Regions from separate parts of the Mus musculus genome. Here region 2 is linked to region 1. A link is a loop called in an ENCODE intact Hi-C map of the cell type or tissue named here. Cell type or tissue: heart. All regions are shown on one strand. Each heading gives the region's core, and the rest is flanking DNA. Links, peaks and the distances in the headings are about the cores only. Region 1 overlaps Palld (palladin, cytoskeletal associated protein). Region 2 overlaps Palld (palladin, cytoskeletal associated protein).

The links. Peaks named below come from ENCODE experiments on the same cell type or tissue, not always from the same donor. Only the 100,000 strongest peaks of a DNase experiment are listed, where the experiment ranks them.
Region 2: a loop joins it to region 1, with 2.1 times the contacts of the local background. A loop is called at or near these places in 2 of 42 quality-filtered maps.

Annotation. Positions count from the first base shown.
Region 1 is chr8:61,688,826-61,704,961 of GRCm38, reverse strand. Palld (palladin, cytoskeletal associated protein) reads left to right here. Exons shown (of 22, transcript NM_001293772.2): 7 at 1,719-1,860; 8 at 2,769-2,792. Gm51576 (a long non-coding RNA gene) reads right to left here. Exons shown (of 3, transcript XR_003947554.1): 3 at 12,522-16,083. Among named protein-coding and RNA genes, the nearest start is that of Gm51576, 11 kb to the right of the region's middle. In heart, for the core only: a CTCF peak has its summit at 5,824 (motif pointing left); a DNase peak (open chromatin) is centred at 9,341.
Region 2 is chr8:61,622,703-61,638,838 of GRCm38, reverse strand. All of the region lies in intron 10 of Palld (palladin, cytoskeletal associated protein), which reads left to right. Gm35254 (a long non-coding RNA gene) reads right to left here. Exons shown (of 2, transcript XR_001778560.2): 1 at 8,321-16,136; 2 at 7,514-8,175. Among named protein-coding and RNA genes, the nearest start is that of Gm35254, 10 kb to the right of the region's middle. In heart, for the core only: no CTCF peak of the experiment used is centred there; a DNase peak (open chromatin) is centred at 9,718.

The DNA.
Region 1 (16,136 bases), core at 4,965-12,964:
AGCATCATGTCCCATCTGATAAAGGCACTTTTTTTTTAACCAAGCCTGAGTTTATTCCCTAGGACCCACATGGTAGAAGGAGAGAACCAACTCCCTTGAGTTATGCTCTGGCATGTGTATACCCCAGTCCCACACACAGTGAATAAACAAATATAGTAAAACATGAAAAGAGATTCAAAGCCCAGCGACTTGTTGCACTTTAAAACACAAATGGAAAAAAGAATGCAATCATTAGTTGATTTTTTTTTAAGAATAAGTCTCAGGTAGCCCAGGATAGCCTCACATCCTCAATATAGCTGAGGATCACTTTAAGGTTGTGATCATCCAGCATCTACTTCTGTCTGTGCTGAAAATTTTTAAATGAGATTTCAAGCGTAGTAAGTAAGCGCTCTTCCATCGACTCTACAGCTCCAACCCCAGTAGCTGATAACCTTAAACTTTTCATTTACACACACACACACACACACACACACACACACACACACACACACATTCTCCTTACTGTCCAAATCCAGACATCATTCTTCTACTTTAATAATTGATAGGAAAATACTATAGGCTTTTAGACTATGCACAGTGCTTTAGCACACACCCTACGCAAGGAACATTTGCTAAATCACATACTACTTTTACTTTTTCCCGTTTGCTGTAAGATTTGTGACTCACTGTTACTCCCCCAGACCCTTAAAACACAAAACAAAACAAAACAAAACTGCCCAAAGTCCACACACTTCCTGTTGAAGTCTGTCCATTAGCTTGTTTATAGGTAAGGGTTTTTTTGGTTTTGTTTTTGTTTTTTTAAATCGTACTTAATTATTTCAAAGGACTGACACACCTTATAGGGTATGTAAATCTAGGAAGCCTAAGTCTGGTCAAATTATTAAAGAGTCTGAATGAGTGAATAGCTCCTATCACTAGTTAATCTCAACGGGGGAAGGTAGGGAGAGGACATATGTAAGGAAATTGTTAGCATTCTGGCATTTAATAACAAGTACAAAAACTTCACCCCTTTGCATCCATAAAGTTAAATTAACTTATCTTCTGCATCATAAAAATGTATTAGCCTGCAGTTGGAGTTGGGTAAAGACAAGTTAGTAAGAGAGGCGGAAGCCAAGGTCAATAAGGAAAAAGTGCAGCCCTGCAGCCCTGCAGCCCTGCAGCGGGTTGTATTATTCAACTCAGAATCTTGAAATGAAAAAATGCCAAATCTCTTAGCTTCGTGAACCTGATGTAGGAAGCTGGTAAGGCAGGGGTGACAGGGAGCACGTGAAAGGGTGGGAGCCTGCCAAAACAAATGAGTCTTTTCTCCTAATCTGGCTTCCCTGAGTATCTGTAGTCATTTGGAATATAATTGTTTGGAAGCCTTGCATTCCGCCAGCTTGCTTCTAAATGTAGATAAAGGAAAGCGGCAGCTGTTACCATCAAATCCCACAAACAAGAAAGGGGCCGTACAAATCTGTAAACAGCCCCAAAGGTGCCACAGGCCTTATGGTAAACCTGTCTGATCTCATGACCCAGAGATTGTGAAAAGCTGGTGACCAATGGATTTAAAGGAATTCACCCCTGCCTGAGACTGCAGCGATTCTTTTCTGATAACCCCTTTGTGGATGTTTTGTTCCTCTGGGGTTTTGTCTAAGGTTTGGCATCTTTCTTCCCTATTGTGAGGTGATTTAAGGAGGCGTGAAGTCTGAGAGGGTCACTTGCTTCTTGAATTTCAGGAACTACAGAACACAGCAGCCTCCGAGGGCCAGGTGGTGGTGCTGGAATGCAGAGTCCGAGGGGCACCCCCGCTGCAGGTCCAGTGGTTCCGGCAAGGAAGTGAGATCCAAGACTCTCCGGACTTCAGAATTCTCCAGAAAAGTAAGGAGAGGTGTCCGTTGTCCCAAGTTTTGGTTGGGTTTTCTCTGATTTCAAGAGAACTAAAAAGGACTTACATGAGCTGTTTTGTATTCTCAATGTGGAATGAGACTAGATAGTCCAAAATGCGCAGGGAATAAATGAATGTAACGCAACACCTCTCTGTCCCCTCCCCTTCCTCACATCTCCTTGTAAATGTGAGATCAAAAGACCTTCTGTGGTTGCTCCTCTACAGATCAAACGCCAATGTGTGTGCCATCTCCCTAGTTCAGCCTTCTGTACAGATTCTTGGTAACAATAGTGTGGTCATGTGGTGCTAGGAAGCTTCTCAGCTGAAATGCCTAAGTAAAATACTGATTTCTTTCAGCCATGCCCTCAAACTTCTCCTGCATTGTTTGTTAAATGGTAGGACTCTCCCTGCATTAAAAGGGCCAGAGTACATGTTCTTTTTGGTTCAAGATATTCATAGGGTTAGCCCTTAATGCTGAAATTTGCCCCACAACCTCTTCCAAAATGCTACTTGTGAAATACACAAAAGAATTGGTCTACCTCATTTTTATGGAAGAATAAAACAAACCAACCAACAAACCACAGGCACTCCTTTGAAGTGGATGAGATCCGTAGGCCTTTTCTTTAGAATGAAAAAGTCCCACCTACTCACATCGTTGGACAAATCATTTTAAGAGGTTCCCAAGTTGTCAGGAACTGCACTGGGTCACACTTCCCAGTGCACAGTGTTTCTGTACGCATGGAAATAAAAGCTGAGTGGCTGCTGCCTTCCTATACAGAGGTGGTCCGTGACATTTCTGCACATGTAGCCTAAGCAAAGCAGCGGGAGCAAAGGGGTTAGTTGTCGCTGAGGCCCTGTTCTAATGCTATCCCCCCTTCTTTTCCCTTTCTCACATAAACAGAACCCAGATCGACAGCTGAACCCGGTAAGAGTTTTCTGCTATTGGGGGGTAATGTATCTTTTGGTTTTCAGGGAGTCTTTGTCTCTATTCGAAAGCCACACACCACACTAAATGATGTATTTGCAGTTCCTCAGAAACACAAAACCATCTTGAAAACAATGTCTTCTTTATCACAGGGTCTGTGCACTGCAACCTTCCTCGTCTTTATTAGTAAACCATGCTGCTCAGACAAGCGCATTGGGCTTGGCGACAGACGGCTTTTTCAAATACAGTGTTTTATTCTCAGACTCGTGATCCAAAAGGAAAACTTTCTGACGATCCAGTAGAACAGAGAAATTTGCGGCAGGCTAGGCTTTTGCTGACCAAAACACACTGTAAGACTCCATGGCTCTTTGGTTGGTCACCCAGTCTTTGAGAGCACCTAATCCTGTAGAGACTTGATACTCCAGGGTGGGGGGGACACTTGAGGGGGCACCCTCTCAGAGGTGAAAGAGAGGGAGAAGGGAGATGGAAGAACTCTTTGAGGGGGGAAACTAGGAGGGGGTAGCATTTGGGATATAAATAAATAAAATAACTGATTTTTTTTTTTAAAGAAGACAGCATAGCTTAGAATGTGCCTGACTGAGGGCTTTAGTGGAATGACAGAGTGAGCCTTGAGGCATTGCTGTCTACTGCTGAAGCCATAAACTTTTACTGTTCCATAAGCTTGAAGAAAGTCAGCGTGTCCTGGGAGCTCTCTTCATTACCAGGTCATCTGACCTCACCCAAGTGCTCTGTTATCCAAGAGTGTGGGGGCTGACTTCTCCTCTGCCTTTGACCTCTTGTATATTTATGAGTCCCCACGGACCAAAAAAACTGTGTGTCCAGGTATCTCATAGTGTGCACCCCCACCCCACCCCCAAGATTGTTTTCTTTTGTATTTTTCCCATCAGCAAAGACACAGTCCACTATTTCTTCACAGAGGTTAGAAAAACATGTCGTTTTCCTGTTTCTGCTGTTCTGCTGTTCATGCTTCTGCTGCGGCGGCAAGCGGATCCTGCCAAACGTGCCTTGGGAGCTATGGCCCTGCCCTGACCCTTGCCTGAGAATTTTAAGGTTCCCAGTTAGCTATAACAGGGCATGATACTGTCCTGCCCCTGAGCCTGTCACATCTGAGTATCAGGTCGTTAAGAGCAGAGTGTTCTTCATTTAGAACTGGAAGTTGAAAGGTTGATTCTTAACATCCTTCGGGAAGGACTGGAATTGACCTAGTGGTTCTGAGTTACAACTAGAGCATGCCACCCCATTCAGTGTGGGGGCTACCACTTCAAAAACTGCTGTCACTTTCCACGATGTGGAAAGAGACCGCTTTGTGTTTTACTTGTGATATGTCTTTGTGTAAACTTGCTAGGTCCCCAGTGTATGGAACGTCTGTGTGTCACACAATGCATATAAAAAGTAAAGGCCAGCATGGTGACTGTCACTCATTGATGGGCTGGGCAGGGCAGAAAAAGATGGATTCCTAAACTCCACTGCTCAATTAGCCCAGCCAAGTCCATGAGATTTGGTGAGAGAGTCTGTTTCAAAAAAACCTAAGGGTAGCAGGAGTAGGTAAGGATGCAAGGGCTAAAAGCACTCGGTGTCCTTGCTGAAGACACTGGTTTGGCTCACATAGCAGCTCATAGCCATTTGTAACTTCTGTTCCAGTAGTTACAGTGCCCTCTGCTGGCCTCCACAGTCATTTCACACACATGGTGCACTTAGGTGCAAGCCAAACCCTGATACATGTAAAATGAAGGTAAATAATTTTAAAAATAAATAAATAAATAAATAAATAAATAAATAAATAATCAAATAATAGTAATCAAGGAAAGATATCCAATGTCAACCTCTACTTTCTACAGACATGCACATGCCCATACTAACAAACACACAGATCACACAGATGCATACACACACACACATATACATACACACACACACACACACACACACACACACACACACACCAAAAAGGAAAAGAAAACAGTCAGGTTATTCTGCCAACAAGTAAGTTCAGATGAAAAAAGCTAATGGAAACAACTCCCACCGCTGCCCCATTCCCTCACGACCCCTCCCATAGACAGTCTTAGTACTCCAGTTACAGCTTGTTTTGCTTTAACAAATAAAAGTTCAATCATGAGTTACTTAATAAAATTTGTTCTGGATGCTCCAGTCCTGTAGAACTTGCTTGAATGTCTCTTGGATGAGTGTGGTGGTACCGTGGTGTCCTAGCTGAAGGCTAAGGACATGCAAGGCGCTCATCTTCAGCTCAACGGCTTGACAGTGCACACAAGATTTTCCTTATCATGTTTGCCGAATTCCTCATTTTTCTCCTCCCTTTAATTATATCTGAAAGTATTTTAAGACAAGAGAATCCCCCATCCCAACCATAATAACAGCATCTGCTAAAAGCAAGTGTACCTTGGCAGAGAAATATTTTGAGAAAATTTGTCAATGTAAGAAAAAGATGTAGCTGGGAACTATTAAAAAGAAGACAAACTTCCCCTGGTCTCTGAGACGTTCGCCACCATCATATTTACCACAACAACTGGAAACATTCCTTTCATTGTCCCAGTGAAACACTAATACATTCCACTTTGGGAACTCTACACTTGTTATGCAGTATTAAATAAAAACTCATGATCATAGCTTTTTAAACAAGAACAACAAAAACCCCATAAATGTGACTAGTCACATGACTGCTTTTATGAGTTGGACAGAGTATAAATTAAAAAATCAAAACAAAAAAGTCTATTTTAAGACATATTTGTATTTAAGCAAAGTTGAACATACCTAACAAAATGAAGTGTGAGGGTTTTTTTTTTAACTTCCAAATGTTTCCCTTGTGTTGTGTTGTGTTGTGTTGTGTTGTGTTGTGTTGTGTTGTGAGAGAGCCTATTTCAAAACAAGTGAAGGTTAAGAACAATTGCTGTTTTTGCAGAAAAGCCTGCTTTGTCTCCTGCCTATCACACAATGGCTCATATCCATTTGTAACGTCTGTTCCCAGCAGTTACAGTGCCCTCTTCTGGCCTCCACCAGCATTCCATACACATGGTGCGCTTATTTTAAAGTATCAGTGCATACACATAGTGCACTTACATTTTTATTCTATGGTACATATAAAATGAAGGTAAATCAATCTTTAAAAATGTAAATAAATGATACATAGATACATACATACACAGACAGAAAGACAGGCAGAAAGACAAATAGTGTGGAAAGAAATCAAAGAAAGACACCCAATGTCAACCTCTATTTTCTACAGACATGCACACATGTACACATGCCCATACTAACCAACTCAGAGATGCATCTTTACATATCATGGGAGTATGTGTGTATGTGTCTGTGTGTGTGTGTGTGTGTGTGTGTGTGTGTGTGTTTGTTTAAACGACTTATCTTCTTAAATAGCCTGATTGATTACTAGATCGAGCCAGTCACCAGTATACTCATCTACAGAGGATGAATGTAGGGGCTGCCTTCTCTGATATCTATATCTTAACCACTGTTAAGTAGAAAGAGAAAAACACACATGGCTACGGAACATCTGAGGCAAGAGATAAATTTTATAGGCTCAGCCCATGATGTTTTCCAAATGCTAAAACACAAACAGCCTTTGAAATCCAGGACAATATTTAAAGAGATTTTTATGACTCTCCCTTCCCTTCCTCTGATATGGTTGTTCTTTCCTGATCTCTTGTCTCTGTCTCTCTCTGTCCTACACCCTTCCTTTCCCCTTTCTCCACCAACTCCCTCATCCTTCTTACCCAGTTTCTTTCTCACTGCCTTTATTATTCATGGGTAAGGAAGGCACTTTAAGGCTCTAAAAATAAAGCTGGAATTCCCTGGGATGTAGATATGGGTCCATTAGGATTACACATTGAGCTAAAGGAGGAACAAGCTGATTCCTTGCCCTGTGCATTTGAGCAACTGGAACAGGTTTTTCTTGTCACTACTGTGCTGTGTCTGTCTAATGTGTTTTGCACTCCCCTCTCTGTCTAGACAGGAGTCAGCTTCATCACAAATCTTCTCAGCCTGGTTTGTGAATTAAAAGCGAGTCAGCTTTCTTAAGACCAGCATTGGTTCATCATGTTACCTGCCAGGCTGCCTTTTTTTTTTTTTTTTTTTTTTTTTTTTTTGACATTCTAGCTTTACCCTGATTGGATCCTTCAAAGACTAATCTGGGGTAAGAGGATGAAGACTCATTCACAGATGTTAATACTCCAGCCGTTACTCAGCTGTCTGGGAACAGCCACAGACGGTCTTGAGTCGCTTCTATAGCATTGCCTAATGGTCTAATGGCATGTGAAATGAAAGCCACAAAAAAGTGGGTCTCTCTCTCTCTGTCTCTCTCTCTCTGTGTGTCACACGCGCACACAATGTATCCACTTTCTTTTAAAAGATTTATTTACATGTATGTGTGTCTATATACGTACATACATAAATACACATGTGTGTTGGTGCCTCAGGAGTCTAAAAGAGACCATAAGGTCTCCTGGAGATGTAGTTACAGGCTGTTGTGAGCTGCCTCAGTGTTAGATACTGAACCCCAGCCCTCTGCAAGAAAAGCACAGCACTCAGGAAGCAGAGGCAGGTGGATCTCTGTGAGTTTGAGGTCAGCCTCATCTACAGAGTGAGTTCCAAAAGAGAAACACTGTCTTGGAAAAAAACAAAACAAAATAAAATAAGACTTGTTATCTCCTTTTTCAAGATCTCTCTCTACGTAGCAGTGTAATCCTAGACCTTTGTCTGTGTGTTGACTGTGTGCTTCAGAGTATGAGGGAAAGTCCAGTGGTTGGCTGTCCTAAGGACTGAGCTGTGAATGGGAAACTATGTAGATGCTTACTGAAGCCAGTCAGTTGCACACAGTTAAGATTACATCTTGGGTTAAAATAGTAGTTGTGTAAGAGAAAACCAGCCTGTATACAACCTGTGTCTCCCATACAGGAGCGACACCCTCCCTTATATGACAGGATATGCAAGGTGTCTCTCCACACCATCAGGGGTATGTCAAAGGTCTGACATTTTTGACATAAACACCTTGACACTTAATGTCTGACAGATAGAATGTAACAACTAGCTAAAAATATTCATAATTTTAAACATTGGGTCAACATCCTTTTGTTCTATGTGACAACACATTGTTTTTGTACAACTGAGAATTTGGTAAGCATGTGACAAACAACCAGGATTTCTGAAAATCTGTCTGGAAATGAGCTTTGCAATATCCAGTCTGACTGCAAAGGGTTGTATAGCCCCCAGCTAATGCTCACACCCATTCAAATGCAACTGTGGTTATTTAAGGATAAAGGAGTAATTTTTCCTTTAATGCCTGTGTGATTTCCTAGCAGTATTTAATTTGTTCCGATGTAAGTTATGAAGTTCTATGGGAATAATGACCTAATTTCATGGAGCTAGTTGGCTTATCTGTTGGCTTAGATAACTGTAAAAAAATGCTAATATATTAAGGCAGTGATTGTATCTCAACCTGCCTTTTTGAAAATAAGGTTTTGAAATGAAAGAAAAGGTAGCAGACACAAAAGTTGAGGAAATGGGCTACAGAGTACACACACACACACACACACACACACACACGTACACATACACATACAAAGTCTAACAGAACAGGGTAGAAAAGTAGAAAATGCAGAGACAGAATAAGAGACATAATATATAACTGTGATTCCAGCAGGAGGGAGGAAAGACAGAGGAGGAAGGCATTGTCAAAGAAATGATTCAAAAACTTCCCTTGTTGCTGCAGAGATAGCTCATTCAGTAAAGCACTTTCTGAGCAAGCCTGAGCCCTTTACTTCAGACTCCCCAGCATCCACCCAACTGCTGGGCTTGTCTGTAAGCCCAAAACTAGTACTGGAACTAGGCAAATCCCTTAGGTGTATTAGCCAGCCAGTCTAGCCAGTCAGGGATCAGTAGATTCAATGAAAGACCCCATCTCAAAAAATGAGAGAGCAACTGAGGAAGATATTCTATCAAAACACTTCTCACCCCAACATGCACAAGCAAGCAAGAACATGTGCACACATGCATACACACACACACACACACACATGAGTAGACAGAAACAGATTCACCAAATTTAGAGCCCTTTGTTTCTGGATTGAAAATCCACACCAAGAGTACAAGATGTGGGTGGAATGAATTCAGAGCTCTGCACATCTCTGTGGAGTTCAGAAGATCCCTGATAAGGAGAGCGCTGAGTGACCATGTTCCCAGGGAACTCAGCAAGCCTCGGGCCTTCTCAGCAGCCACATTAGATGCTAAGAGACCATGAAGCAAAAGCTTGAAATGCAAAATTACCTCAAAGTTGGAATTCTACCCAGGTCTCCAGATCTGTGTGAAGATCTAGTAAAAAAAAAAAAAAAAAAACAACAACTATTCCCAGACTTGGCAAAGCCTCAGAAGTGTTCTGCCACAATCCCCAAAGGAGGGTGTTCTCAACCACAACCAGGGAGCTGAACCAGGAGGAGCAAGATGCAGATGTGGAGAACAGGAAGCAGGGATCGAAGGGAACCTGGAAGAGAATGCCAGCTGTGCACCAGGAAGGAGGGCAGCCCCTCCCCCACACAGACACACCAGACTGCAGGGTGACAGCCCACTGAGGCTGGCTGCACCACAGGCTTCACTCCCAGCTCCTTCCTGTCTTTTGCCCTGATGACAGAATGGCTGGGTGACAGTGCCAGTTTTTCCTGTTTCCCTGTCCTGAGCTCTCATCCATGGACTGACACATGATCTCAGAAGACACTCATGTCCCCCACAGACATGGTCCATGTTGCCCTGGTCCTGAGACCTGGGGTTTGGTCATGTTGAATTTAGGAACATGAAATTTCCTGGTGCCGACTCCATCAACAGCAACTGTTAGGTGTCCAGAGGTTTTAACAAAAAGTGACAAAGTTGGACTCACTGTACAATTTTTTAAATAACACATATATAGATATAGACATGTTTACTACCTAGTTTTTAAAGGATTTGTACATAGATCATCAAAGGAACCTTTATCTCAAGGGAAGGAGGATTAAATTGGGGAGGACATGAAGCCATTTCTAACATGCTAGTATTGCTTTACTTCTTCCAGTTCACAAATGCACAGGGGTTCATTTCATTAACACTCCCTACCCTGCACATTTTAAGTATCCTTCTGTCTGTGTGGGTAGAACTGATCATCTTTGATGATCCTTAGAGTGTATTGATGCCGACACTCCACTGAAGCACACTGGAGTTCCTCTTTATTGAGTTTAGCCAGAGGTTTTGTTTTTTTTTTTTTTTTTTTAATAGTTGTTTTTGCCAAGCCATAAACATATAAAAGGCTGCAAAGGGAGAGGTGTATGAAATGGTGATTCTGAGAATCTCGGGGTCCAAATGATCTCACCTTTGCTGCTGCTTCATGGTGTGCGTTTCTGCAAATTTGGGTTTTGTCTGTATTTTACCGAGTATTAAATGCATCCTGGAACTTGAGATCCAGGACTGCCTTCTGCTGCAATTAAGTTTTAGGCTAACTCTGACAAGTATTTATTACCATTAAAATAATGTCTGGCTTAGTAATTTATTAGATGTCCTCAAATCACAACCCCAGGAAATCAAATTTAGAGAAGTTAGGTCAAAAATGAATCACAATTAAAGTTATTCATAACCTTAGCCTTTTCTATTTGTATTGGAGATGGTTCTTTGGTACAGACCAGCAAGCCTCTAACTGCCTTTATTTACACACATTCCCGGACATTTTCTGAATTCAGTTCTTACCAGAATTTCTTTTACAGATGTCATAGGGGACTTTGTTCAAGTAAGATGCCATCAGATGGAAATTCCACATTACATCCTGGTGCACCTCATTTCCTTGTGGCTTGCTTTATAGTTAATGATGTCCAAGCCTTGCAAGCCTCCACACACGAACCTGTTATCCAAGTGGGGAACACTTTCAAGAGAAGCAAAGAAAGCAACCTTGGGTACTTGGCATTACAATTATTGCCGTGTCACAAAATAACAGCTCTGTGATTTTTGTTTAGTTTTGTTCGGCACATCCTATCTTTTTCAGATATTTACTCAGTCACAACCATATGCATATCTTTTTTTTACACAATATTCCTGAAAATTCATATAAAATAAGTCCTGTTTGATTGGATTGGAGTTACAAAAATGGCAAAAATTCTCTCTGCCATCTAAATTTACCCATGCATTTATTTAAAAAATCAAGTCTGACGAGGATGCCATGTATTAAGGGCTGGGAACATGAGCCCTGAACAAAACCAAAGAAACTAATAAAGTGATTACTCAGTCAACTGTTCCATTTTAGTTGGTAACAGGTCCTCACATCACGGTTAGAGGAAGCTCAGAGCAAGTCTAACTTTTTAAAGGAAGAGGGGAAATGGGTATTAGGATAGATCTTATGGATAAAAGGAAGGCAGCCTCAGAAACTGCTGCAGAAGCTGAATGCTCAAAGGCAAAAGCTCAAAAGGCCATGACCACCCTGGCAGAAGCAGGATTTTGTCTGCCACATCCCAGCTCTTGCCTTTATATTCAAATAACTCAAGGACCGGGAAACCAAAGAGCTTTCTTCTTCCTTAGCTATTGGGCTGAGCACACAGCTATATCGCAAGCCCTGTGATGGGCAGACAGAATCTGTATTCACTGAACAAACTGCCAAGTTAGCTCCAAGAAACTCTGTCTCAAGGGAACCAGGCAGAGGGTGGGGACAGAGCTGGAGACCTGATGTCCCTTTCTGCACACTCACATGCACACACACACACACACACACACACACACACACACACTCAATGCTGCTGGAAGCCTATAACCCAGAGGCAGCCACTGCCTGAGGATGTTTTCCAGGAAATTTAAAAACAAACAAACAAACAAACAAACAAACAAAAAACCCCACAACACTGTTTATTCCCTGTGATGCCAGCATAACTGAGCCAAGGTATCTCCTTGTGCATTTGAGAACCATTGTCTCTCAGGATATTGGGAGCAACGCTAATTAGACTCTTAAGCATGGAGAAACTCTTGTTTCCAGACTTAAATCTTTCATTACCTCCCTTTGCACCACGCTCCCTATGTGGTTAATGTGGAAAACCAACAGGCCAACTGTAGAGGCTTTGTCCTCCAGCAGTGAGCAGCACCTGGTGCCAGCCCAGGAGCCTGCTTGGAGAAGTTAAGCTGAGAGACTAATTAGCCATATTCTTGAGATCAGACATGAAGGAACGAGAGCTTTGGACCCGTCTGTCTAACACCTTTTAGAGAGCAAATATTCTAGCTTTTATTTACTCTCCTCCTCTTATGTCCACATTTAACTCATCTGTAGCTGCATGTATTCCATTAAAAACAAAGACAAACAACCCCTGCAGGTCTCTTGTGCCATTCCTGTTGTCTCTCCCATGCACAGTGACTAATCATGCAGATGTGGAGGCTCCAGCTTGACTTGTTACCACACTCTCTACCCACTTCAACTGGAAAGCCAGGACTGCACAACACTGTCAGAACTTACAAGGTGACCTCCCAGGCTGCTGTCCTTCTGTCCTTTTCCTTCTATTCAGTGAACATTCGTAATCAAATAAGTATGTCCTTTAAATGTGTCAGTGTCTTTGAAACCCACATCTCAAGCCCTTCCCTAATATTCTCGAACATTCCCTGAGCCCGGCTCCCAGTAACCTGGGAGCCGGGCTCAGGGCTATGGAACAGTACTGATTTACTATGTTCACATTTCATGACTTATTTGGGGCAGTGAGGCCACACCTGTGGACCTCAGAGAACACTTGAAGAGTTGGTTTTCTCTTCCCTCCAATTGGCCTCCAAGGACTGAATGTGTACCATCAGGCTTGCACCTGCCACCTCTACCCTCAGCCATCTTGCCAGCCTCAGGAGACATAGCTTTTTGACTGCTGTTCCAATGGTGGTTCAAAATGAGTCATCAAAGTGGTGGCCATTTTTTATTTTTCCATACGGGGCAGGGTGTGGGAGGGATCAAAGCCAGACACTTGTTCCTGCTGGGCAAGTGTTCTACCATGGAGTTAAATCTCCAACCTTCCTTTGCAACTACCATTTTTTAAAAGATCTATCTATCTATCTATCTATCTATCTATCTATCTATCTTTCTTTCTATCTATCTATCTATCTATCTATCTATCTATCTATCTATCTATCTATCTACTGTACACTGTTGATGTCTTCAGACAACAGAAGAGGGCATCAGATTCCATTATAGATAGATGGTTATGAGCCACCATGTGGTTTCTGAGAATTGAACTCAGAACCTCTAGAAGAACAGCCAGTGCTCTTAACCACTGAGCCATCTCTCCAGCCCTATAATCAAAATTTTAACACTAAGTTTCATGTTTTCTGTGACATTTGTCGCCACTATGTCTGTGTGCTCTTGCTTATACATATGAGTGCATGAGTATATGTGTATATATACATACACACACATATATCTCTGTGTGTGTGTGTGTGTGTAGTTTGTATGTGCAGGTTGGACATAAACTGTATCTCCTGTTCATTCTAATAAATGTTTTGAAATTCACTTGTTAGAACGTTTCTAAAGACAAAAAGCATACTTAAAAAAAAATCTTGGCTCTATCCCAGACCTGCTTAGTCAGACTCTGGGTGAGTGAAGAAAAGGACTGAGAAATCAGCAAACTTAGCAATCACTGCAGGTGATTCCTCTCAGACAGGCCTGGGAACCACTGCCATAGAGGAATCAACATTCAAAAGCAAAGGATCCTCTGCAGCCAGCCTCCTAAATAAAATCCCTCAACAACAACAGAGAATCATCAGTCTAATCAAGGGCTCAGGCATTCTAGTTTTCAACTTACTCCATTTAAATAATGATGAAGATCCTGGGCATCTATCAAGAGCCAAATTTATTTTCCTAGCCTCTAGATTTTTCTTCTCCTCTGTAAGTAGATTAGCCAATTTTGAAATGCAAAAATGGCTTAAATGTAAATTACAGTCATAGCTTGGCACTCTTCATTCATAGTGTTTGCCATGTTCCCACAGTGCAGCTTGAGATAGGGGATGTTTTCTATTGCAGAGACAGGAAGGTGGGGCTGCCTATTCCTGCCCAGCTGCCTGCTCCTGTAAGGTGATGTTAAAGACACACATTGTTGAAATGTGTTGTGGAATTAGTGTGGAGCCCAAGTTTAAATTCTGAGCATCTTTTGCCTTTTGCTATTGTTAGTGCTACAGCAACCAGAAGCAAAATCCTGCTAACATTTAACTCGGAGAGCTTTGCTATCCTCTTTTTTTTTTTTAATTTTACATGTATACAATTTTTATTTATCAATTAATGGAGATGGGGTGTGGGAAGATGATTGACTTTTTGATCTGTTATTACATTAGTTTTGTTATTAATTTGCTGAGTACTTGCCTGTCTATGTTCTTTGCTATCCTCTTAGGTAAGCATTAAGAACTAGAGAAAGCTCTGCAGCATGCTGTCCATTTATGCCTGCATTCACACTGGGTATTCCAAGTTTGTCTTTTAAAGAACTGTTTTGATCATAAAATGTAAAAGACAAAAACAAAACCATAACTCCCGTGACTTACTGATGAGACCTTGCAGGGTTTCTCAAAGGATGCTTGCCAGCCTCAGGAGTGAGATGAGAGCCAATGTTGCCACCCTCAAGCCTGCTTCTGCAACACAATTCTGTGTTATTATGCTATATTGTCCCAAAAGATGTTTTCATATCATTGGGAAAAAAATTTTAAAAACTCAGGTTGTGATTTTTCAATAGCATATATTTTTCATTGTTTGACTCATGGAATTCTCATGAGGCCATCATTTCATTATTGACTGAAGAACTCAAGCCATCTTCTCATTGAAATAACTATCATTGAGTTCTTGTGAGGTTACTGTACTTTTTGCACATAGTGAAAATAGTCTGTGTATCAAAATAATTATCCCTTTACTATGTTTCTATATGTCCTGTCATAAGCGAAAATGTACAGATATAAGCTAAAATGTGTACGTTTAAGACTCTGTCTTAAATTTAAGGTAAAACCTCATGAAAGTTTCAACACAATTATTTAAGAGGTAGAAAGATAAACACCCATTTGTACCTCTTAAGTTCTATACTGTGTATTTGTATAAATTTTTTATCATGTATGTGTGCCATCTATCCAAAACCTATTTTTCTTTTCCTGAGGTGGAAAATGAAGTGGTGGGGCTGATCTGGGGAGGCTTCTTTGTTTGACTGATTGATTTTGTTTTTGAGACCAGGTCTCATCTAATCTGTGTTAAGGTTGAAAAGCTCGAGACTAGCTTTGAACTCCTGATCCTTCTGCTCACAGCTCCCAAGCAGTGAGCGCTCAGATGTACCCAAAATATAAATTCACAATTTTTAAATATGCAGAAGTCTTAAAAAGGAAAAAAAGGAAGATAATTCAGAAAACCTCATTTAGCTTCATCATTATAGATTGAGTTGGAAGGACTATAATGCTACTAAGAACCAAATGAGGGGAACAAAAATACTTTGCCTTATGGTAATAGAGTAATTATATAATATCTAATATCTGATCAGACTGAAAAGATATTACATAGTCAATCTGCATTTTGATCCCTCCAGAAGTCTGAAAAATATAAACGTCAAAGTGTTCTAATTTTTGAATTGCCCCCCAAAATTTAATTCGTTTCCTAATTCCACCTTATATTTAAAGAGATATTTACATTCAGTAAACTGGAATTTTCTCATAAATCTACCCACTTCCTGCACTGACTTTGAAGGAAACAGAAATGGAAGACTAGGCACACCCTCCTGGCATGTGGACACACCCTTGTGGCAGGTGGGCATTAGGCCTGTAAACTTTGGCTTTGGGAGCCATCTGGCGAATTTCTAATTCGAGTTCTTGTTTCCACATCAACAAATCCCATCCCCTTAAAAATACCAGGTAACTTGCGGCTAGAAATCCTGGATTGTTATCTCACACCTGCAGCAATAGAATATTAAGCAGTGCACTCCTTAACACACTCAGCAAATAGATGGGTGGATTCGGAATGTCTAGGCTCTGTACGTTGGATGGGGTTGCAGGCTTTCTCTCAGAAGTCTTTCTTAGTATCTTAGACCCTCTCATTAGTCAGGCTGTTGGAGCCTTTAATCTATCTTCTTCCCTCTTGCTAGAACTATAGCTCATGTGTTCTCATTCTTCAACAAAGATGGACACTACCCAAGCGACATCTTGTTACATGAATTTCTTTATATTTTGGGAATATCTCAAATCTTTGCCTAACTTGGCATTTCAATGGATACATACATAAGAAACATTCATTACTCTGCTCTTTTAATCTTCTTTGCTGGAACAAAAAAGAAAAGAAAAGTTTATGACAGAAAATATGCTTTCTTAAGT
Region 2 (16,136 bases), core at 4,989-12,988, 66 kb after region 1:
AATTTCCTTCTATGTGCAGGGAGGGCCTTCTGCACCGTCCCTACAAAGTACAGGCAGACACCCAGAATCTACTCTTGCTGGACCTGAAGTGAAGCGTGTGGTTTCACAGGAGACATGGGGAAAGGGCCTGGAGGAGAGGCCTTGGGAAGTCAGAGATGAGTTGGCGGCAAAAGAGAAACTGAGCCATGAAAGGCAAACTTATTCTAAATACTCCTTTCCCTCATTATCAACATGGACTCCTGAAACGATTGTTTAAAGTTATGCACTTATGTGGAGGGTGGGCCTAGATGTTTTACCATTTCACTATTCAGCAATCTGGAGAGCCACCCCACAGCACCTGGGAGATGGGTAGGGAACTTAGTGTGCCATCATCATGTGAGTCACAAGAGAACATCCAAAATGGTATTAAAGATAATATCAGGGAAGTGGAAAATATTCTTTTGTAAGCAGAAAGCTGTCTTCCAGCAGAAGCTAAACCATGATTTTCTTCGAATAGCAGACCATCAGCACGGACATGTCCTATCAATTTGTGGCTGATTAATGTATATACTCTATTCCATTAAACAATGTGACTAGTATGTCAAATGTGATTCCATAACATCCCTATTGGTAGTGGTTTAATTAAGCATGGAGAGAGAGAGAGTAAGGCTAGACAGACTGCTGGATTTTACCCTGTAGCCCACTAGCTTCAAGCACATGACCAGCTAGTACTAAAGCAATTCCAAGTAAAACTCGCCACTTTCTCTTTGCCAGTTTTCAAATGATCAGTTCTTCCTTCAATCTTAGTTATAACCTCTGTGTGTGTGTGTGTGTGTGTGTGTGTGTGTTGACACGGAGGGCCTTCCTAATCACTCGCCACTTTACTTCCTGAGACAGGAACTGTCACTGAACCCAGAACTCACTCTTCAAGCTTACTAGCTAGCCAGCTTGCCAAACAGGATCCATGTCTCTGCCTACTGAGTACTGGGATTACAGACAAGTCACACGCCCATCCAGGTTTTCACCTGGACTCTGGAGATATGAACTCCAGACTCCAGACAAGCACAGCAAGTAGTTCATTCACTGAGCCATCTCTCTGATCCTAGTTGTGTGCCACTGGCATGTATTTTCAAGTCTCTCACTTTATAAAATGGTGCCAACAATAGCCAACCTTCCTCAAAACAGCTGATGGTGCCCAGGATTCAATTGTCAGCACATCACACTGAGTTTGTGGTTGAGCAATGATGTTGTCTATCTATAGACTGTAAAAGTAACTTTTATTCTCCTTTTGTAATTTTTGTCTCCAAGGTTTACGGCTTAGTCTGCTAGCCTAGGCCTTGTCCCGGAAGCTTCTAGCCACCAAACAATCTCATCTAGGTGGCGAATGTTTTCAGCCTCTGAGACTTACTTCTGAGTAAGCGCACCCTTTCTAGTTATATAAAACCAACTTTACCTAACTCTGGCTGGCTGGTTCAACTCAGCTCTTCTGGCTCAAACTTCTCTTCAAGATGACTGATTTAATCTGGCTTTTCTCAGCTCCTCCTGAGTTTCTCCCCTTGGCCTCAAATTAACTCTGGCAATGTGTTCTAATCTTCTGGCTCCTTCTCATTCTCTGATTCATTCTGTCTTCCTCTATATCTATCTTGTTCTCTCTGTAACCGATCTCTATAAAACTATCCCAGTGTAACTACATCCTCTCTCTGCACTGGCCTTAAAGTAACTTTCCTCTCTCTTCTCGTGAGAGTTGGCTGTATCCTATTCTATCAAATATTTCTCTTATTTGTCACTTTGTCTGCCACTCAATTAGACATCATATTCAAACATGGCTTTTTCCTTCTGCAAACTAACTTTGCCTTCATTGTTGGAGATTAATGGTGTTTAGTAAGGGTTCATTTGTCTGTATTCCAACCAGAGGGAATACAGATAATTTGCTAAAAACTGAGTCACACTACAACTAGAAGCTGGTGTTTTGTTTGATTGGTGTGTTTGGTTTTTAAGATAAATAACATAATCTCACAGCTCACCATGTGATCCTGCAACAATGGATGCTTCTAAGTGGGAAGCTGTTGTGTGGAAATAGTGTATACAGCCTATGTGTAATACTAATAAAATGTACAGCTCACACTGTGTACTCTGCATTATATATATATATACTCTGGTTGTGAGAACATGACTGACATCCCTGCAGAGTGAAAGTGGACAAGTATATCCCATCTACCTGTATTTCTAGGGCTTCGTGCCTAGAATTTGTGCTCAACAAATACAGTGGATAAGAAAAGGACCAGTAAGTGTATTGGAGTGTAGTTCAGTAATAGAAGACTTACACAAGACTTTGGAGTCTGTCTTATGAACGACACACACACAACAAAGGGTGCCATATGTAATAGGAAAAATACAACTAAGGAAGGTTGGGAGTGAGGGAAGGCAGGCGAAGAAAGGTGGAAGGAGTCAGCTGCTCTTGTGTGGACCCCTGCGTGGAGTCTGTCAACAGTTTACGTCATTCTAGAGCTCATCAGTTCTGAATGTCTCCGTGCTGGTGTATCTTTCTGCCTGCGATACTCTCCCAGGAGTTTACAGTGCAAAAAGATTTTTTTTTTTTAAATAGTGGTAACAAACGAAACCAAGATTGTTTGGAGTCTGAGAACTGGAAAGTGGCACCTTTCAGTGACTGACTTCAGAGCAGCATTTGCTCTGAATATCCGAGCCCACCCTTATCCACTTAAGTCTTCACAGCAGGGAAGCTCAAAACTGATACTGCCCTCGCAGGACAGTGGTGGCCCACGCCTTTAATCCCAGCACTTGGGAGGCAGAGGCAGGCAGATTTTTGAGTTCGAGGCCAGCCTGGTTTACAGAGTGAGTTCCAGGACAGCCAAGGCTAGATAGAAAAACCCTATCTCCAAAAATCAAAATAAATAAATAAATAAATAAATAAATCTGAAAATGAACTTCTTGGGAAGATTTCCAGCTAGGTATCTCAATGCAAACTAGAAGGACAAGAAGACTTTTAAAAGCTGTTTCTTTATTTGACCATTAAGAGAGTCAAGTAAGATTTGAAGTCTATAGGTTTGAAATGTCAACAATAATTATGTGTGTTCATTAACTGTCTGACAGAATATTTAGTGTCCGGTGGGTATTGCCTCACTTAAATCTCACAGCACCTCCCATCATGGGAATAGTGAGGGGGAGCCCACCAACAAATGACTGGAGTCAGTTCCAGACGCCATGCCGTAAGCCAGGCTTTTGTGCTGACCCCAGATTTCATCTTCATACACCAAGACCACTTGAGCTTGCCTGGGATTAACCTTTGCTTTTCTCTTTAACGTCTGTTCCTTGGCTTCAGTGCCATCTCCCAAGCCCCGATCCTGCCTCCGCTGCCCACCTCCCTGGCTGCTCTCCCACTCTGTCTGAAAGGTCACAGGTACACACCCAACTTGAGATAGTATTTAGTCCACTTCCCTTCTCACATTTAGGAAGTGTTCCTTAAATGCTCCGGACATTTCAGGACTCTATTTATTAAACTTCATTTTCAATTTAACTGCATATCATTTCAATTTCCCTTTCCTTGGCATTGTATAGCTCTGAGAATAAGAGTTGGAAACGTGCCTATCACAAGCTGAGTCACATTTTTTTAAATGTGCCCCCCCCCTCAAGCCATTGTTTTCTTTTCTTTCTTTTTTTAATTAAAAAAAATCCTTTATTTTAATAGTAAACCTTAAACCACATGAAACAAGCCAGAAAACTATATAATGAATTCATACATATTCACATCTAATGAGGGAATATAACACAATGACCCTAGAGCACCACCCAGCTCAAGAAAGAGAACTTTGACCCATGCCCCAGAAGCCCTTTGAACCCAGTCTTGTGACACTCAGAGTTACCATTGTTCGCATTAATCTTACTTCCAGCCTTCTCAGGCTTGTTGAGGTTTCTCCTCATGCTGTGGATTCACCTCATGGCCTTGCAGGGCTTCCTGCTATGGAAGGTGCTTGGCCTCTGGGCCAAATCTTCAGACCCCTGTGCAGTGTTTCAACTGCAGGTAGTTTTTGTAGTTTCAAAGGGCCTAGTGACGTGCAACCCACAGCACGTATTTGATCTGTACAGCCTGATAACGTCTGCAGTAAGGAGACACCCTTGACAAACCTCATCAGTCAGAGCAGCAAGTGTATGCATCATCTTCAACATTTGATCCTCTCTCTGCAATCCTCCCCCCTCTCCCAAAAGCCTTCCATGTCCTACTGCTGTGTGTTCTCGCATGTTCTAGAGACACGTAGAAAGGGAAGCACAAAAGTGCGTGCTCTCCTCCCTGCTCCGCTCATTTGGCATCACTACCTTAAGACTTGATCTTGAGGTGTGTGTGCATGCTCATTTAATTTTATTCAGAAACGCATTCACGTGCATATATAAAGATGCCAGAGGTCAGTATTGATTGACTCTATCCCTGGATTCCTTATTTTTTGAGACAGAGCCTGTCACTGAAGCAGGAGCACACTACTGGCTGGTCCAGCTAGCTAGAAAGCACCCAGACCTGCCTGTCTCTGCCTCCCTGGCACTAAAGCTAAAGATTTACAATATCACACTTACCTTTTACGTGAGATCAGAGCTCAGTTCTTATGGCTCTCATAAGCTTTATGACTGAGCCATCTCTCCAACCCCTCAGTCTAATTTAACTTACTTTTATTCATATTACTTATTTCCAAATTATACTTTGTTTTATATACTCAGCCATTATTAAAATTTCTGTCAATTTAAATTTTGTCTTATCGTTACATGTAAAGCCACTTGATTGACTTAGGCTTTTCTCTAGGGGAAAACAAACAAACAAACAAACAAACAAACAAAAGCCAGTGTGGACTGCCTAGGTGATTCCACAGAATCATGCCATGTGTGACTTTAAAAAGAAACTTTCTCTACAATAGTTGTATCACTCCACTTTTTTTTTTTTACTATCATTGAATGATATTTCCAGATTTTCTCTGTCAAAATCATCATTGATATCATCAGATTTTCTTAATGTGAGGGTCATTTCAGTAGGGGAGTAAAAGGATTTAGTTTGAACTTGTGCTTCCATGACTCCTGTGAGATAAACATTTTCTCTGTGTGCCTTTGCCCTCTGTGCATCTCCCCTAGCAATCTGCTGTTGGTATCTATCTCTTGCCTGGTTTTTGACCAGCTTGTTTGTCTTCTTCCTACTGAGAAGTTCTTATTAAGTTACTTATAGACATGGGGTGTGAGTCCTTTATCAGGCAGGTGCTGTGCAAACATTTTCTCAGAATCTGTAGGTTTTCATTTACTTTCATCAGAAACAGTGCAGTTTTGAAACCTGAAACTGAAGGTACAGATGGCTATAAATCAGTGTGGATGCTGGGAACTAAACCCAGGTCCTCTGGAAAAGGAGTCAGTACTATTAACTGCTGAGCTATCTCTCTGCCCCTTGAGAAATTCTTTCTTAATTGATACTTACAGAGATGTTTCCACCCTTGTACTGGCTGGTTTTGTGTCAACTTGACACAGCGGGAGTTATCACAGAGAAAGGAGCTTCAGTTGAGGAAATGCCTCCATGAGATACAGCTGTAAGGCATTTTCTCAATTAGTGATCAAGGGGGGAGGTCCCCTTGTGGGTGGTGCCATCTCTGGGCTGGTAGTCTTGGTTCTATAAGAGAGCAGGCTGAGCAGGCCAGGGGAGGCAAGCCAGTAAAGAACATCCCTCCACAGCCTCTGTATCAGCTCCTGCTCCTTGCCCTGCTTGAGTTCCAGTCCTGACTTCCTTTAGTGATGAACAACAGTGTGGAAATGTAAGCTGAATAAACCCTTTCCTCCCCAACTTGATTCTTGGTCATGATGTTTGTGCAGGAATAGAAACCCTGACTAAGACACACCCCATCCCCAGTTTCTTCCTGTGATCTCTTACTGTTTAGATATTGAGTCTATTTTCAGTGAATGTTTGTTCATGGTGTGAGATATTGATTGATGTTCTTGAATGCACACACACACACACAAACACACACACACACACACACACACACACATACACACGGCCAGGTTGTTACAGCACTGTTGCTTTTAAAGACTCATTTCTCCATTAAATTGTAGCTGTCAAAATTGGTTGTCATATATGCCTGAGCTCTGCCCTCTGTGTCCTCTTTTCCATTAGTCTCTGTATCTGGTTTTATGTCAATACTCTACAGTTTTGATCACTGTGGCTTTATAGTGTAAATTAAAGTAAGCAATTCGAGATGTTGACCTTTGCTCTCTTTCAAGGTTGCTTTGGCTTCTGTGGATCTTTTCTCACATCTGTACATTGTGTTTTAGGATTGGCTTAGCAGCTTCTAGCAGAAAGCCCAGTGGGATGTGAATTGACACTTTGTTGAATCTATTGTTGTGCAATTCTCCACATATCTGTAGACCCAGCACTCAGGATGGGGAGAAGGCTGAAGCAGGAGATCAAGGGCACCCTAGACCAGGGCAACGTTGTCCTCTCTCAAAAGGAAAAATAAGTAAATGCCAGCTTCTGATTGCATCCTGCCTTGTGTATAAAATATTAAGCAATCCAAATGCATATCGATTCTGTTATCAGAAACCTTGCTAAACTCCACTGCACCACTGGGCTTTCTGCATAGACGATGGCATGAGTTACAAATACAGTCTTGATTCCTTCCACCCAAACTAGACCTTTGCTGTCATTTTTATTGTTGTATTTACAGTAGTCAGGACCCACCAGAAAATATTGCACATCGCTGTTAAAGGCACCCTTGCCTTGTGAGCAGAAAGCCTTCAGTCTTTCACTATCAAGTTAGCATGTTCAATGTAGTTGGCCTACCTCTGGGACGTAAAACATCAAGGTCAACGTTGATGTGTCTGTCTTTGCTTGGGTGACGTGCCATGGCTCACAGCTATGGTTTACGTTGTTGCTTTCCCTCAAGGCTGAGCTATCTTTGGTGATGTTTGGATTTCTGGTGCTAGCACATGGTAGATACACACAATAAATACTTATATGACGATTTTTGCCTAGCAGTGAAGCACTATTTTAAGTAACTCAAAATAGAAGATCATTTATTCCTTACTCACTGTCAAGAAGATAGCATTATCTACATCTTACAGATGAGAAACTGAGTTCAGAAAGGCTGTGCGACATACGTCCACGCCCACGTGACTTGTTAAAGACATCAGAACCTAAGCAAGTAGACTGGCTTCACTGGTCCTCCTCTCAACACTTTAAAAATATAACATTCAGCTTTCAATCATTCACTTTATTGGCACCAGGGAGATAGCTGTGAAAGAAGCTAGCATAAAGTAATGGTGATCATGTGAATTTTTCTAAACTTAAGCATCAAACATTAGACTGTCTTCTCTTCATAAACTTCTGTGGATCGTGGGTTCCACTGTGGCTGGTTCATACTATCAGCACCCCAAATTACCTTTTGGGCTAAAAATGTTCTTGTCATAGTAATCCAAAACAAAAGACTCCCTTAACACACATACACACACACACTTTTTAATTTTTTCTATATTATAAACTTTATCACAAAGCACATAAAATCATCACTTTATTCCTTAGGAGCCATTAATTTCAGACTTTTCAATATAAACATACTGAAGAGAAATACAATTTGACAGGGAAATAGCATCTCCTTTTAAAACCTATATGTGGAAGTTCCATTTAAACATCTGTTTTACTTATACATGCCCTTATTCCCGAACACCTTACTCAGGAGTAGCCGCAAACGCGCATTCTATTTTGTGATTATTAGCCATGTAATGCACCGTGTATAAGCAACTGTGCCATATTCTTGTATTTTCTTTCTCTTTGCAGCAGCACATACAGTCATGTAGAAGTTTCTTTAATATTCACAATCAGCGGTGTGGCTTCAAAATGGTTCCCTGCACGGTTCTTCGAGTAGACTGTCTAGCTCTCTGCAGCTTTGTTCCTCGCTCAGTCTTGGTGTTTTTTCTTTACAGTTCTTTACTCTGCTTTTAGTATAAGTTTTGTGAAGCCTCTTTTACTTGACTTAACAACCACCGAATGGTTTTCATATAGTTTCATTAGTGTTCATTATCATTTTCTCCTTGCTGTAGGGTCAAAGCAATTTAAAAACTGTTCCTCCTGATCCCGCCTGTGCCATTGGGAGGAGGTGCAGGGTGTGCTGACTGCAGTGATAAATCCAAAAATCCACATCTGTCTGGCTTGGTCTCAGCCTCATGAAACATCAAAAACAAAATAAATATTTTACCAATTAATTTTTTACATTACTCAATCTAGCTTCCCTTTTGTAGTCTTTGAGTCTGTATTTCCCCCCCCCGCCCCCCCCCACACACAAAATTATCCAGCATTATCTCTTACCTCATGTTTTCTCCCTCCTGTAGACAGTCATTGGGAAAATGTTGCTGTGGATAGACCCAATAGTAACCTGTAGGAATTGTCCACTTTCTGGAGTTAGGTTACATATTTAAATATGTATATGCCTATGTGAATGTGGTTTTTAAAGAGCAAGTAATGAATTTGCACTATAATTGTTCAAAATGAGCTCTGTTTAAATGTTAAAATAATATTACCATCCCCTAAAAGGAGTCACATTTCTCTCCTGCACTCTGTGTGTGTGTGTGTGTGTGTGTGTGTGTGTGTGTGTGTGTGTGTGTGTGTGTGTGTGTTTGTATTGACAGTTATGTAAGCTTGTCTCTAGGGACTCGAAGAACACATACAGTGAACACCTATAGCCATCCCCTGGTCCTAATGAGTCACTGGTAAGTCAGGACTGTAAAGGGTGACTCGGGTTCTAGCACAAACTACCCAGAAGTCTACAGCAATGCTGGCTCATAGGCCAACTCAGGACAGTGCTTGCACATGGTGTTACAGGTACTGGAAGAAACTCCCGGGGCCTGTGAAGGCATCAGGAGCTTGGTTTACAATGTGAGAGAGACTTGGAGACCATCAATTCACAAGCAACCACCAAAGTGTGGAGGCAAAGACTCTTCAAAGGCGAGCCAGGCCTGAGAGTCTGGATTTCTTTGCACCTGCCTTTAAGCCAAGTGGTGACCCCTGGGAGGTGACAGGGAGACCCTGGGTTTCCCCAGCTCCTTCTCCCTTGGAAGTGCATGTCAAATGTGAGTTTCCTAGCAGATTCCTAGAGAGTGTGAAGCTGTTAAGTGCATAGTAGTCTACTCCAACAGACTTTTCTCATCCCAAGCAGACCCTGCTGGGCCACAAACAATACTGCTTTGTGAGCTCTGGTCAGTCTGCTCACAGGATACCTGTGGGGATTTCTTTTCCTGACTCTGTGAAGCAGCTGCCCTGAGACTTGGCAGGCAGGCACACTGAGCTCAGGGATATTCTGGCTGTGGGTGCCTTCCAACCCAGAGTGATCTCCCAGACATTTCCCTTTTGATGAAGCCCCAGGTTTTTTTGTAATGAAAGGCCATTACATGTGACATATAATGGGGCCCTGGCTGTGTTTCATTAACTTTTAATTTAGGCTGTTAGCATGGAATTAGTTAGCAGACTGGAGAATCAATCAGCTAACCAGTGGGACTCCATCTTAACAAGGAGAGTCCTGTAGGTGTTCAGATGTTAGCTCTGTGTGTGTGTGTGTGTGTGTGTGTGTGTGTGTGTGTGTGTGTGTGTGTGTGCAGGCTAAGGGGCTTTGCTCTTTGCTCCCAGCCCTACAGTCAACCACAGCTCCTGCTTCCTTGCTGCTGTCAAGTTAAGTCCCTGGCCAGAACACTGTGTGCATCACCCAACACTTATCTTCTCTGCAAACCCGAGTGTGAGTCATGACATCCAAAGAAAATTCCTTTTGCATGCTGATGAACTCAAGGGCTTTCAGAATTAAACCAAAATAAGTAACTCCGAGAATGGTGAAAATTTTGAACAGTTGCTCTTTGGCTAGAGGGCCCCGACATTCTGGGAAGATGTAAGTCTTCAGACATTCTCCAAGTCATCTTGAAGTTTCTGTATATGCTTCAGGGATGAAATCACTTCCCTCCTAGATTCTATCGCTGGATTAGAAGATCTGACAGCTGCTAATCTGGGCCAAACGACATAGTAAATAACTTCAGTTTCCAACCTAATGTCCCATCATCTCAAAGGAAGATGGCAGCCTAGCAGGCAGCTGGGGTTTACCCCAGTGGTTCTGAAGGATCTTCTAGGGATTTACAGAGCATCACATGACCGATTGGGAGAGGACAAGTTGTTCAAGTAGCTTCAGAAAGCCACAAGGAGACATGAATAGAGGGAGAAAAGTACTATAAGAAACGAAATACCAAGGCCCAGTAAAAAATGATAGACTAATGCAAAACACACATACCAGAAGAGTAACGTGCTCACAGACATCCACATTTAAACATCACAGAATGTACTATGAAGTACTACCCAGTCTTCATTTTAGAATAATTTACTATATCACACTCAGACATATGCATACTCAGTACAACAAGAAAAAAGACTAGATGAATAAATAATAGAATCATAGCCCTATTCTCTTCAGGCAGTGATCATCTGTGATCAAGTTAACATCTGTAGCTGTTAACTCACCTTTGGAAGGTCACTAGAAGTCGGCTCTCACAGTTTAACAGTTATTATATAGAAATGCTTATTTGTCCTAAAGCAGAAAAGATAATTGAGGGGTTCCTAGAGGAGGAAAACCTTTGATTCAATCTACAGCTTTAAAAGTCCTAAAGCCAGGTGGGGACATTCCTGGGTAGTAGAACGGTTAACACCCGAGAAGCTTTCCCAGGGTGTCCTTTGTATCCTGTATCCTGGGGTCCCACATGTGCAGATTCAGCCAAGCACAGACCAGAAAGGCTTGGATAGGAATTGCATGGGTATGTTTTTACCCTGCCATTATTCCCCCAAACAATACAGGGCAGCTACTATTTACATGACATGTTTCATTAGTGTTTCTACCATAAAGATGTTCTGAATCATACTAGGGGCTTGGGACATGGCTCAGCCTGTAAGGGTGCTTGGAGCCAAACCTGATTACCTGAGTTCAATCCCTGGGTGGGACCTGTGCTGGCTGGTTTTATGTGTCAACTTGACACAGGCTGGAGTTATCACAGAGAAAGGAGCTTCATTTGGGAAAATACCTCCAAGAGATCCAGTTGTGGGGCATTTTCTCAATTAGTGATCAAGCGGGGAGGGCTCCTTGTGGGTGGTGCCATCCCTGGGCTGGTAGTCTTGGGTTCTATAAGAAAACAGCTGAGCAAGCCAGGAGAAGCAAGCCAGTAAGAAACATCCCTCCAAGGCCTCTGCATCCACTCCTGCTTCCTGACCTACTTGAGTTCCAGTCCTGACTTCCTTAAATGATGAACAGCAATGTGGAAATGCAAGCTGAATAAACCTTTTCTTCCCCAACTTGCTCCTTGGTCGTGATGTTTGTGCAGGAATAGAAACCCTGACTAAGACAGGACCTAAATGGTAGAAGGAGAGAACTGACTTCCACACGTTATCCTGTGACCTCCATATACACCGTGGTACCTGTGGAGTGGGATGCAAACACGCCCTTCTACTATTCCCCACCACACACATGGAAGGCTAGGGAATATGCATAGCTTATATACAAAAACTATGGCACTCAGAGAGCGCTCTTGCACATCACATAATTTTGTCTTCTGTTGAGGAGCTATTGAGCCAATCTTCCCTGAATACCAGGGGCAACTGCATTCAGCTTCCACACATACTGGTCATCAGTCCAGCATGCTAATTAACGTTCTTCACTGCCAGGCACCCCCCCACACACACACACACACACTGATCTACTATGCGTGGATCATGAACCATTTTGAAAGAAGATGAGACCGCTTAGCATGGGGCACACAATTCTCATCTCTGTGTCTCTGTCTGTCTCTCTGTCTCTGTTGCTGTCTCTCAGTCTGTCTCTCCTCCTCCTCCCCTCCCTCCCCTCAATTTCAGAGGAATGTTTTAACCTTACCGAATTTTCTTTTCCTTTTCCTTTTCAATCAGAGGTTTAAACAACTTATCTATCACTTCATTCATAAATGATTTATCTGTCATTTATTAATAGCCTACAATAAGTCATGTGCATGGAAGGAATCCTGGGATTAAACCGCAAGAGAGTTTTCATTGTCTAACTTTACTGCTTGTGCATTCCTGGTGGGTACAAAGGGTCAGGAGATACGCTTTACAGTCTTGCTTAATAGTGAGCACAACTTTGGATAATATTGAAGTTCTTTTTAAATGTAATATTTTTCAAGATAAAAAAATAGTACTAAATTGTTTTTTTTTTTTTTAAAAAAAAAGGATCTTTCAGTCTATGTCTTATATGTGGCCATTTGAATTTAAATTGAACAAAAAGTTCAGAGGCTGGGAAAGTGGCTCGGTTGGTAAACTGCTTATGTGCAAGCGTGGAGGCTGAACTTTGGATCCCCAGCAACCACGGAATAGCCTGAGATAGAGGCCTGTAGCCCCAGTGGTAGGGCGTGGAGACAGATCCCAAGGGCTTGTTGGTCAGACAGTGGCCTGAAATGGCAAACTCCAACTCAGGGAGAGACTCTGTCTCAAAAAACTACGATGGAGAAGGAATTAGGAAGATGTCTCAATATTAGTCTCTGGCATCCACATGTACCACATCCATATCCAGACATATATCTTCTCTCCCTCCTCCTTCCTTTCCCCCCCACCCCCACCCCCACCCCCAGTTCTTCAGTTACTCTACTCAAGTGTCAGATGTGGCTAAAAGGCTGCCACACTGGGCCACACAGACCCAACATCTCCCCTCCCTCGAGAGTTCTCAGAGATCTTTTTTTTTTTTTTAACTATCTTCTGTCCCCCTGTTCCATGCTCTCTAGGAAGTAAGATCTGGAGAATTCTAGCACGTGTTAGCACCTGCTCCTGAAAGCGGGCATCAAAAGGCCAAGTCATTACATTTACACACTCACGTGTGTTTATATAAGTTTGGTTAAATATTAATTTTAAATGGCTGTAAATGACACTCGAGGATTGCAAGAACAACAAAAAGCCCTGTTAACTTGACTTTGAACATGTTCAGCAAATGCCGAGCTGTTAAAACTGTAACTAATCCCACATTCTTGTCAGGTCCGCAACTTGCACAGGGTTTTGTGGCCATCCCATGTGACGCCAAAAAGCTCAGTGAATTTTTTTAACAAGAAGAATTGCTCATTTCCATAGACAGGAGGTGCAAATGACTCCATTCTAATTCTCATTTGAGCAGAAGCCTAAGAACTGGAGTCCCTGGAGTTTTCCAAAGGTCCAGGCAATTCCACTGAGCTGCTTCTTCCTTGGGGAAACATCTAGGAGCCTGGGAGCTCATGTTCACTGTCCCCTCTTAGTACTGGGACTTACTTGTCTGGCTTGAACCTGGGCAGGCCCTGGGCCTGCTGCTACAATCTCTGTGAGTTCATGTGTACACCAGTCCTGTTGTGTCTGCAGGACACTGTTCCTTGGAGTCATTTCATCGTTATGTTCCTTTAGCAGAACAACAGGACTCAGTTTTTCCCTAAGCCCATAGTATATCTTGTCTCAGGTTCTTTGATATATGAACAATGCCAGACATGAGTTCCATCTTGTGACGTGAGCCTTAAATCTAATCAGAGAGTGGTTGATCACTCCTACAAAGCCTGTGGCACCAGTACACCACCACGTCCTATAGGCGGGTCACTATTTACAGATCACAGTGTTTGTAGCTGGATTGGTCTTTACCTTTCTTCTTCAGTAGTTTTCAAAGTAACTTGAGGTAACATGAATGCTAGTTAGGAGGGGTGGAGGCTCTAGTGAGGAACCTGTTCGACGTCTCTGTATTCCGTGAGAGAGCTGTGTAAGTGTTGCCTTCAGCAATAGAACCTTACTCTCCACAAACCTTAGTTTCAACTTGACCCTTTTAAACCTTTCCACAAAACTATCCCAGACAGCTGGGGATGTGGCTCCGCGGTAGAGCGCTTGCCTGGCATGGGTAAGACCTGGAGTTTAGTCATCAGCTCTGCCAAAAGTAGTCCAGACCGAAGAGAGGTTCGTCCTGGTTTCCTGGGACTGTAGTGACAGATTCTAAATGATTGTTTACTTTTAATTTGATGTGCGTTGCTATTTGCCTACATGCATATCTGTGGGGGGCTGTCGGATCCCCAGAACTGAAGTTACAGACTGTTGTAAACTGTTGTGTGGTTTCTGGAAATTGAATCCGGGTCCTCTGGAAGAGCAGTCAGTGCTCTTAACTACTAAGCCATCTCTCTCAAGCCCCAGCAAATTCTAAAGTAGAACACAATCGCAGAATTCTACCTCAAGAATCTGTCTCTGTACAGCCCTAAAGTGTGTTTGGATTCCAAACCTAAAGCTTATATTGAGGGCATATCTTTACATTATATACGTATATGATTTATAAGTAAGTATACCTGCATGTCTTATATGTGCATATATCATAAATAAAAAACAGATGTATAAAATCTGGAAGCCAGTATTTTAACTCCTGGTTGGGGTTTTAGCTTTGCCTTTGTGTTCCTTACACCCCACAGGAGACTGCCTAGGTTTCAACCTTGGCTCCCCCTGCCATGGTGTGTGAAACTTAGCCTGGAGATGACCTAACTGTCCTGTGAGCACCAGTCTCCTCATCTGTAGAAAGCAAATAGCAAAGCGATGACATCATGGAGCCCTTGGAAGGATTAGATGTGTAATGTGTTCAGTAACCATTGACTATGGAGAGCCCGGAGAATCCACAGTCCCGTGCAAACGTCATCTTTCCTCCTCCTGCAGCAGACTCCTGCCTTGTGGTCTCTCTTCTCTCCCTGTGCTGGGTGAAATTCCAGCCAATCCCATCACTTTGCGGAAGCACAAAGAGAGAGCCTTTCCCATCTGAAACTGATCATTATAGTAATTAAAAGTCTGTCCTGTACAGTAATCTAAACTCCGTGTAGTCCTGTATAAGACCTTCCCCCACCCTACCCATCCTGTATCCCAGGAAAGCTAGGACCTGGCTGGGACATTTGTGGACTGGAGGAGCAGGCTTGGCCTTTTCTCCGCCCTCCACTCCACCCTGCTCCCCGCCCCCTCCTTTTAGCAGCAAGCCCCTGTTCCTAGCTTTTCTCCTCTGGTCTGCATTCTCACTTAGGGTTCCTTACCTGCCTTACACTGGTGCTGGCAGGCCCCCTTCCAGTGCCATGTGGATTGAGGGGACACCCCTTCCCATGCAGTCTTCAGTTCCAGAGCCTCAGATCCCTTCTCGCTTAAGTGCAGGTGAAGTCAGAGTGACCTCCCTCCCCTCCAGGGCGGATATCCAGCACACAGCCCCTCAGCTGCCTCCGCTGCACTCTTTCATTAGCCTGAGGCCAGGAGAGCAGACTGGTTTTCTGTCTGGACCGGCTACAAGCCCATCTTTTACTCTCAGTCTGGTGATTTAGGGCTTTCCTTCTCAGTGTGAGGTATTTAATGCCGATCATCCAGACTGAGGCTAGAGGGACAATAGCCTAATATCCTCTAAGAAATGTGAACAAATGGTAACTAGTGTGGGCCCAGACATGTGAGCTACCATTACTCTTAGTCGTGAGTTGGCCTAGCACTGTTTTCTGTAAACCATTCAACATGCTATAAAAAACTACCACCAATCAAATAGCTTATAAATAATAGAAACTTATTTCTCATAGTTACAGAGATTACAAAATTTAACATTAAGGTACCAACTTCAGTGACAGGTAAGGGCCTGTTTCCTGTTCACAGAAGTCCATGACCCCTTACTCTCTGCTCATGGAAACCTCATGACCTGTCTACCCTGGTCCATAGGAATAGATTGAAGGTAACATCTCCTTAAAACATCTCATTGTGACTCATGATTTCAACGCCTGGATTTTTTTTTTTTTAAAGGATACATTTAGTCTGTTCCCACAGTACCCAACTATATACAGTACTATCATCAGTTGAAGTATAGTCTATTGCAATTTTTTTATATAACTTGTTGAAAATCACCTTTAAAGTTTTCAAAAGAAAAGAAAATTTGTGACAGTGTCTTGCTCTGTAGCCAAGGCTAGCCTTAAACTCACTAGGTAGCCTAGACTGGCTTTGAACTTCTTTTCCTCCTGCTTTAGCGTCCCAGATGCTAGGAGAACAGGCACGTATATGCACCACCACACCTGGCCTTCAAATGACATTTGCTATGTGAAACAAACAAACAAACAAACAAACAAACAAAAAAGGAAAG